Linked DNA regions of Homo sapiens: region 1 is linked to region 2. Evidence: chromatin loops called from intact Hi-C (ENCODE). Cell type or tissue: PC-3. All regions are shown on one strand.

The links. Peaks named below come from ENCODE experiments on the same cell type or tissue, not always from the same donor. Only the 100,000 strongest peaks of a DNase experiment are listed, where the experiment ranks them.
Region 1: a loop joins it to region 2, with 5 times the contacts of the local background. A loop is called at or near these places in 2 of 110 quality-filtered maps.

Annotation. Positions count from the first base shown.
Region 1 is chr5:51,858,817-51,863,816 of GRCh38, forward strand. No RefSeq gene overlaps it. Among named protein-coding and RNA genes, the nearest start is that of LINC02118, 150 kb to the right of the region's middle. In PC-3, no CTCF peak of the experiment used is centred here; a DNase peak (open chromatin) is centred at 2,015; H3K27ac peaks cover 1,802 bases.
Region 2 is chr5:51,959,100-51,964,099 of GRCh38, forward strand. It overlaps LOC105378959 (a long non-coding RNA gene), which reads right to left. Exons shown (of 3, transcript XR_948315.2): 2 at 3,902-3,976. Among named protein-coding and RNA genes, the nearest start is that of LINC02118, 46 kb to the right of the region's middle. In PC-3, a CTCF peak has its summit at 1,948 (motif pointing left); no DNase peak of the experiment used is centred here.

The sequences.
Region 1 (5,000 bases), 100 kb before region 2:
AACAACACAAGTCCAATTCTGTGCTTACAGAAAATATCTACATATTTCACATAAAAATACAAAAGGTACTTTTAAAAAGTTAATGGTAGTGCAAACAACTGACAATTGTGTTAAAAAATAAAAATAAATGTAATCACTGGTATCAGAATTTTGATTATGTTCTCTATTGAATGAATGTTATTAACATTCTATCATATTTTCCACCTACAAAGACCACAAAGCATTAATGTGCTACAAAGCAGTCAGCTCGTTGCAATTTAAAATTTCAGTTTTTTTAAAAAAAATTTCAAAACGTTGGCATTCTCATTTTTTTCTTAAAGTAAAGCATCATTAAAGTTTTCTCATTTTAAAAAGATAGTTATTTTCTTTATTAATAATAATCATTTAACTGTAATATGCTTTTAAATATGTTTGGACACAATTTGGCAATTTTTGTAAAAAGAAAGTCTTTCTGGTGAGTAATAAATATATGTGGGAATTTAGTATGTTTTACAAACTTTTCCAGAAATAACAGTGTATATTTAACAATGTTAAAATACCTGTGTATGTTTAAAATGTGTAAACAACTTTACAAATACATACATATGCATGCTATAAATATAGGCAATGTTAATTATCTTGCCATTTTTGTCAAATTAGAGACGATGTGTAATGTGATTAAAAAGGAAGATATGTACAAAAAGAAAAACACCGAAATGTTAAGCATCATTATTGTGGGTCTTTGTGATTATGGGTAATATTTTTTGTCATTTTTTCTTCTTTGTATTTCAATATTAATGTTTCTTACATTTTGGAGGCAAATTTTCTTGGAGAGACATTGGAAGGCACAGCAGATCAGGATGTTAAATTAGCGTTTAAAGGTGGTGGAGAACTTGACAATGAATGAATGAGGGAAAGGTGATCTTTCTGGGGCAACTGGGCCTCGTTTTGCCATGAACTGCAGCATTTACATTGCACCACAATGATGAAACAAAGACAGAATCAAGGGACGCTTAAAAGAAGAAAGTGAGGTGGCGAATGGCCTCCCATGAGAAAAGCTTTGAGGTTTTACTTGAATGAGCATACATAGCAGGGTTGAATTTAAGGCCCTATGAATATACTGGGGGAAAAAGTGCTTAAGACCATTGCACTTTCACATTGGGAGGTGATAATTTGAGGATTTTGTTGCTGTGGTTGTTGTGTTTTTTTTCCTCCTGTTTTAATTTGTTTTCCTCCTAATGTGGTAAAAAGCTTATGAATGAATACATTATACTTGTACCTATGCATATTCTTAATGGGGCTTAAACATGGTGAGGAGAGAATGGCAAGGTAAAACACAATTTTTCATTTCTTATGTTATTTAAACAATTGTGTGTTTGATACCAATTTGACAAGATCATAGTTGTGAAATACAGGCCAAGTTTTCTTATTTCAACAATTCTGTGTACATTTACTATAAATTAAAAATTAGAAGATAATAATAATTTTAATGACTTGTGTTTCTATACCATGTTATTTTGCTTTCAGTGAAAAAAATCTAACTTTACAAATTTAATATTAATAAGTTATTTATAAAACGAACTTTTGGTGCTTTTGAGAACACCCTTTCCTTCCATCTTTTGTTTTAGAGGAATAATTCAGAAATTCAATACAAAAAGCCTTTTTAAAATATGCATACATTATGTATATTTAAAATGTCAGCCATTTGTAAACTACTTCAACATAAAATGATCACGACAAGACTGAAGGTAAATTGTTGGTATAGAGTGAAGGCTATTTTGAGTTCTGCAAATATGTACCGTGTGTCTGAGCTCAACTTTTGATCTAGCTTCTCTACACAAGTTGTATTTAACATCTTTGATCTCTGAGTTAGTGATCTAATCTGCTGTATAACTTAGCTTTTATTGATCTGTTCTCATGCTAAGCAAATCAAGTCTCACTTTTATGGGGTAGATTGAAAAAGATAGTAAAACTGCCTCTGAGACAGCAGTTTAAATCTGTGCAATAACAGTGAAAGCAAGAGATAAGACATTTATTACACTGCCAAACTTCACATGAACTCAAAGTGTCATTAAATAGGTATGTGTCATTTGCCACAGATATTTATTTTACTAGAGATCATGGTTACCACCCATTTGGAAGCAATGTAGTATATTTTCTACTGTCATAGAATATATTGCTTGTCCAGGTACCCATATTTATACAGGCTTTTGTTGCATACCATAGCATTCTTTTTGAATGAATTATTTATTCTGATTGAACAATGCCTGCATGTACTTTTTTTTCCTTTCAGTGTTGTGTCAAGAACAACAGAGAAGAGGTTTATGTTGGGTTGCCTTTGTAATATTGATTTTTAAAAGCCATGTTCAAGAGAATAAAAGACTAATAATATGCATTGACTACTTTTATTTACCCCCTATGATATTATTCCTTCTGTTCCAATTGATATTTTATCACAAAGATGGAAGGAAGTGATGTAAAAATTGAGACTCAACTAACCAATATTGACAGATTATCACTTGCCCTGTAAAAGACACTTTTTCTATTGGAGCTGGAACTAAAAATTCAAAAGATGCAGACGAAGAAATGATGGTAGTTCAAAGATACAATGGACTTTAAAAATAGCAACAGACATATTTGAATGGCATTTTATGACTTTATTAATGCACTCTAAAAATTATAATTCTACATTAACAAATTATAAAAACATGATTATAAAACAGTAGCTATTATTGCATGGTGTATAATAAAAAGAAAATATTTACAAATGAGGAAATGCAACCAACAACAAAAACTATGCGAGTTAGAACTTTATTCATTAGCAACTGAAGGAAGGTAATAAAAGTAATCATGAGGTTTCACTCATCCAAGCCACCTAAAAAGGGAGGAAAAAACAGAGAGGATACAGTGTAATTTTATTGTGATTGTAAAATTCAGAAAAAAACTACCATTAGAAATTTAACAGTTGAATTTCTGTTAATTTCCTATGAAATTTAAAAATTAAAACAATTAAATATTAAATATTTATTTTAATTTTCAGTTTACATTTACTTCTTTAAACATACAGATTCTTAGAAGCTCTATATTATTCTATCATATGGACACTAGAATTTACTTTATCATTAACCTTATGTTGGACACAATGATTATTTCCAGTTAAATACTGCTACAATAAACTTTGTCATGTCAAAATCTTTATTTAACTACATTTCAAGTTTTTACCTTGGCATAGATTTTTAGAAATGAAATTACTGAACTAAAGAGTATACATTTTGATGTATATTCCCAAATTTTTTCCAAGAAAAGTTATATCAGTTGTTAATATCTTCAGCCTTTTGTGAATGCCCATTTTGCCCTACCTTTCCCTGTGTCATACATTATCATTTAAGCTTTCCTAATTTGAAAAACAAAGGGAAGTGTTTTATTTTCAAGTTAACATTTCTTTCACTAATATTAAGCTCAATATTTTTATATTTTCATAATTTCATTAGATTATTTTTTCTCCTTTATGTGAATTACTTTAGTTATCTACTGGAATCTCATATGTAGTTATAAATTTCTTGTTACTCTTATTTTAAGAATTTTAATTTTATTCTGTTTCAAATATTTTTCATTTTAATTTATTATTAATTTTAGTTATCTTTTTGTTTGACAATTAGAAGTTTAAATATCAATATATTTATGACAATATATTTTCCTTTAACACTTTAAAGCTAAGTGAGTATTTTTTCATCCAAAACCCAATTGATATGGTGCCATATTTTTCTAGTTTTTATGCTCTATTTTTTTCCCCAATTACACTATATGATGTCATTTCAGTTACTTTTTTGTATTATATGAGGTATGGAATCAATCTTCTTTGGATATTCAAAGAGCTAACCAATTTCCTAGAGCTAATTTTAAATAAAAATATTACAGCTAGCTTTGTTCTAACATAGCGATGTCCATAGTTTGCACATCATATGTATACACTTTTTCATTTCCTATTATTTCAAAACCATCACTTTTAATGTCTATAAGGTGTTCGTTATAGCTATAAAGGATATAACACAATTTAATAGACTCATATGTCTGGCCATTTACATTGCTTTCAGTTTTCCGACATTATAAAAATTGTTGAAATTAACAAATTTCTACTTGTACTTTTTTCTCAGTTTGTATCAGATTTATATTCTAGCTTTCCAGAGGTGGTATAATAAAAATAAAGTATACAAACTTTTCTTAGGATTTGAAAGATATTCACAAAACGTCCCTGTAAAATGTTATGTTAAATATATATTGAAAATGCCATCAACAGTGTAACAAAATATCAATTTCACTGTATTTTCTCTGTTTTTTTCCTCCCTTTTCAGGTTGATTGGATAGGTAAAACCTCATGATTATTTTTATTGCCTTCCTTCATTTACTAATGATGGTTATAATTTTTTGCTTAGTTTATGTTGTTGGTTGCATTTCTTCCTTTGTAAAATATATATGGCATTCATTTACTCACCTATGATTCAGTAGTTTTATTTTAGGTCTTTTATGTATTTATGTTATGTATTTTATTTAGTTATTTATATAATCAAGCTATTAACTGTTACATTATAATAATTATTCATATTTTCTACAATGTCTTCCTTTTTATTTTACATAGATGCGTTTGTTTTTGCATTTACAAATATGTTCCCCATTCTTTTAAACAAGCTATGTTATATCTGCCAAAAAATGTGATAAGTATGGAATTCCATTTTTCATTTGTGTTTCCTCAATCAGGTATTTATTTTAATTTTTTACTATCAGTAAAAATAAAAATGAGTTTTTAAACAAACTCTTGAATTGGCTAAAATTCTACAGCTTTCAAATTTCTTTGATATAAAAATAATCTTGTATTTAATCTTTGTTATTAATGTGATGGCAAGCAAAGAACCCAAATTCAGAATAAAATCAATAGTTTTAGTTCTAATGTAGTTTGTAATCAACTCAGTGTTGCTTAAAATTTTTAACAATTAATTTTAGCTCATATACTTAGAAGGTCTAAA
Region 2 (5,000 bases):
TCTATATAACTTCTATTAATGGAATTTCAAAGATAACACCTACTGATCCAGGACTTCAACACAAAGGAAGAGTTAACACATCATGGCATTACAAAACTGTAGTGCTCTGCATGGTATTTCAGAATAAGGCATGTGTTTGTGTGTGTGTGTGTGTGTGTGTGTTTCATTTTATAGACTTGAAATCCATATTTTTCTCTGAAGTGCAAAGTTAATACAGTTAATTCAACAGAGAAGAAGTAACTCAATGGAACCTCAGGGAGAATAAGTGATTGGTATAAAACTGTAAGACCTTCCTCCCACCTATATATTTCAATAAAACAAAATGGCTAATTTTTTAAAATCATAAATTTATCCTAAAAGTAAAATATTTCTGAATGGCTAATTTTCTACAGTCTTATGGAATTTCAGAGGAATTCTTATGAAAAATAGGCACACATAATTTATAATAAAGTTACATTTTACCATTGGAAACAAACCACGTTTTTTTAGTGGATCCATCCTAAGTTTTTCACTTGACAAAACAAGAAAAAAAAAAAGATGCGGTCTGTATAGATATGCATATTTCTTATGCCAATTAACTAAGACTTTTTAACGAATTAATGTGAAATATGCCTTTGTATATTGACTCCAAGATACAAGTGTTATTTACATTAGAAAATCTTGCCATAATTTCAGAAAATCCCATAAAACTCAGGAAAATCACATATGTAATGTTCCACAAACCACAAAGGAAACAGAAGGGATGTCCTAAATAATCAGAGCAGAATGTTGTGGTTTTCAAAAAAATAGTTATTTCAGATTGAAGTTGTATTTGTTTTTTCTTGTCATTTGACATTTGTAATTAATGGATGTACATGTGATTTACTAACTTAATATTTAATACATGAGTATGATCTTGTGTTCTGTTAATTTCCACACATTTTACTTTTACAGATAATCATATGCCTCAAATGTTGCTTTTATGACCAAGAGCATTGAGTTTTCCCATTATTTAATCAATATACAATTTTTCTAATAGTAAATATATTTTTTGAAAAAATGCAATTGTATTTACCATATGGAAATTGTTAAAATAATGAAATCCATTATATTTTCAAAGCTGCACATAGAAACTTTACCAAGAAGTTGCAAGCAGCAGTTATTAGAATTACGTATTTAATATTAACTATTTCTTTATGCCATCTCTTGGACTTCTGAAGAATTTTACTGGTCAGGCAGTAGATTTTGAAATTTGCATGCAACTCTTATTGTATAGATATCCTGCTATTATAAAAGTATTCTACTATATACAAAAGCTAATGTTTTAAAGTTTAAGACTGATCTCCAAATACAAATTATGTTAATTTGCAAAGAACTATCAGCATACAAAATCTGAGATGAAACACTGGTTATTTTTTGAAGGAAATACAGATAATCGTTTGAAAGTTGAATCTTATTAGTCTTTATAGTTTTTCTCTTTCTGACAGAGATGCATAAGCATGCCAATTGTTTACAACTATGTAAAATGTATTAGTATATTGCTGGGGCTTGGCTTATAAATGTAGTGTGGAGAGAATATTACAATTGAATTTCAAGCGCCTAAGAAGGATTTATGATAGAGGTTTTTGGCAGAACTTTTCTAAATTACAGTAATGACTCACTTGGAGTATCTTATTAATGGTACAGACAACAAGAAACAGAAGTGGAAATGTTTAAGTCTGAGTGTCCAAATGACCCCACATCTGCTTTTTGCTTTGTGTTTTATTTTGTTTCGTTTGACTTTGTCTTCTTGATTAGATGGTAATTGATAATATCAAAGCAAGACAACTTTAAAAACTTAGATCACTTAATTGGCCTGCATCTGTGATCTCAGTGAAAATCTTAGCAAGAATGTCACCTTTGAACAGACAACTGAGTACAGGATATTAATCAGACATACAAACTATCTCTTGGTGTCATCTAGTGGTTGTGTTTCATCACTGCATAAAAGAAATGCCTTATTGGTTTTCTGAGTAAAGATTGTTTTATTACATTTGTTTCTGAGTGACTTGAGTAAAAGAAGCTGCCATTTTTAACAGACAAGAGAAGGTTAGTAGCAATCAAGCCTTTCTGGGCTCTTCACCCTGGCCCTTTACAGCGCTTCTTATAAGGTCAAGACACATCGATGGAAAGCTCAGTTATCGTACACTGGTGTGAAGGTGCTGTCTGCTGCCCTATTTAGGCTGCATGACTGAGTGACTGGGTGTTCTTAAGGGACATCCACAGCCAATACACAAGGTATTTTCTCTCAGCTGGCTGAGCAGCACTAAGGGGATTCTGACAGACTGAGCTGACATGCTAACAATCTGATTGCAGACGGCAATGGTAGGAGCCTCCAAGGGAGAGAGAAGAGTCCCCTGACCCTCCTGTCATCTACTCTTTCAATCTCTAGCCTAGGATAGGAACACTGCACAACTATCACAGGAAAAGGTGACATAGTGAAAATAACTTATCCACAAATGTGCTGAAATGTCATCTCTAATGTTATAGTTCCTTTAAGACGAACTATAATTTCTAATATAACTTTTCAGTTTTGAAAGGAAAGGGCACCAAGGCTGGGTTGACAGAAATAAATTATCCAGATAATTAAGGCTAACTACTCCACTTTCTCCTACTCGCCGGCCCACGTGCAGACAATAATGGGCTCAATTATTTATAATTCCGATTTTTTTTCCCTTTCAAAAAGGGATTTTCTATAAAACCGGTATTTGAAACTCTCAAAATTATTATCATTAGGAAACAGATTATTAACAAAATACAATCAGGAAATGTATGAATTTTCAGTGATCATAGTTTGTGTTATGTCCAATGTAACAAAGACAAGTCATAATTAAAAACATGGTAAAAATGAACTTGATGTTTTATTCTAATTTTTTCATAATTACTTGATATTTTTAGTCAAAATCTGTGGGTTTAAAATATGATCTTCATAGATTTATCAATCTTAAGCAAGATATTCCTCTACATACTTACAGAAACTCATTTTATATTACAAAGTGAACAGTTCTTTTGTTATTGAATTTGCATGATGATGATGATTATTTTTTTAGACAGTCTCACTGTGTTGTCCGGGCTGGAGTGCAGTGGTGTGATTTCAGTTCACTGCAAACTCAACTACCCAGGTTCTGGTGATTGTCCCACCTCAGCCTCCCTAGTAGCTGGGACTACAGGTGTGCACCACCATGCCTGGCTAATTTTTATATCTTTTGTAGAGATGGGATTTCATCATGTTGTCCAGGTTGGTTTCAAACTCCTAGGCTCAAGCCAGCCACCCACTTTGGCCTCCCAAAGTGCCAAAATTGCAGACATGAGCCACTATGCCTGGCCTGAATTTGCATTAGTTTTAATGTTTACTTTCTTTTATCTATAGGTCTTTAATTTCCAGATGTCTTATACACAAGCATAAATTGAGAAAAAGAATTGAATGAAACAAGAATAGGTGTACATTTCCTAAAATTTCTCTTTGCTTTTGTTACAAAAGAATTTGCTATTGCTATTGTTCTTGAAATGAGAACACATGTAGTACACAAGTACATATATAGATGTCTATAAGATATATGTGTATATGCATATACACATATATAAATACATATACATATATAGATATATATGCACAACTATATATGTGTATATATATTATTCAACAGAAATACTATCAATTTACACACATATTAATTCAAAATATATATGATCAATTAGTCCTCTGTAAATCCCCTCAAAACATATTACCTTTCTTCTAAAATCAATCACCATATTAGATCATTTAATTTCATATTTTGTGTGAGAAAGAACCAAGTTTGGTGTAACGTGGCTCTAATTCTGATTGTTAGCTGTACATTATTTCATCTTATACAGCAATTAATTGAGAATAATGAATACTTACATGGTGGCATATGTATTTGTAGCATTCATAAACCTCTTGTCAGATTTGATTCAACTTACAGGAAGTATCTGAAATCTGAATCGCAAAGCCTGATATAATTTTCAGTTCATTAATACATTTTTAAAGACTATTTCCTGATACTACAGCTAAAATCAGAGAAACGATTGTTGAGGAATGAAACAGTTGATGTAAATATTTCACATAAAGAAAATGGAGCTCTGTCTTAATGATCTCCCCCTAATTTCATTTTAACCTCAGTGAACAAAATATGTACCATCTAATAAGGAATTAGGCAAATACCTACCAGCACTAGCAAATAGGAAATTTAGGCCTTCTCAGTGTTAACAGAACTACATACAGACAAGAGCAAGCAACCTTAAGTCGCAGTTGAAATAGTTGGTTAAGCAATCCATATGGAAATTGAGAATGAGAATCAACAGAGTATCCATTTACCATAATTCATTACTCTTAAGAGATATTCTTTAATATTTAAATTAGCTGTCTTAAGTGGCCTTATTGAATAGATTATTTTGTTAATTTATGTAGTGATACTTTTGATACTCAAGTCTACTGGAATTCCATTTCATTTTCCTACAGTATTAGGAAAATAATGGACAAAGTGATGGATTAAAAACACCTTCTCTTTAGTTTTTTTTCCTATTCATGTTACATATTGCAGTAATCTGTGAGTTTAATTATATATTTGTCCAAATGCTGAAAAATAGTATTCTTCACTCAGTAGGGCAACCTGATGACCCATACTCCTTAGTAAGTGAATGCAGCAACCATACTGTATTGTAACATTGCATAATTGGCACCTTCACCTCCTATACCTCTATGTATTTTCACTTAATCTAAGAGTGCCTATACATTGGAATAATTGCCTCAATTTTACAGGTTACAAAAACAAACTTACTTGACTCTCAAGCCATATATTAAGTTGTGAAACTGTGATTTAATATGAAGTCTGAGCTTCGCATATAATATAATTTGTAAAGCATAGGAATTCCTCTTTCAAAATAATAGAATAACCACAGATTTGTTAGAATCTATTCTCTAAAGATAGCTTTCATTTAAAAGAGATAGATCTGCCAGTTAC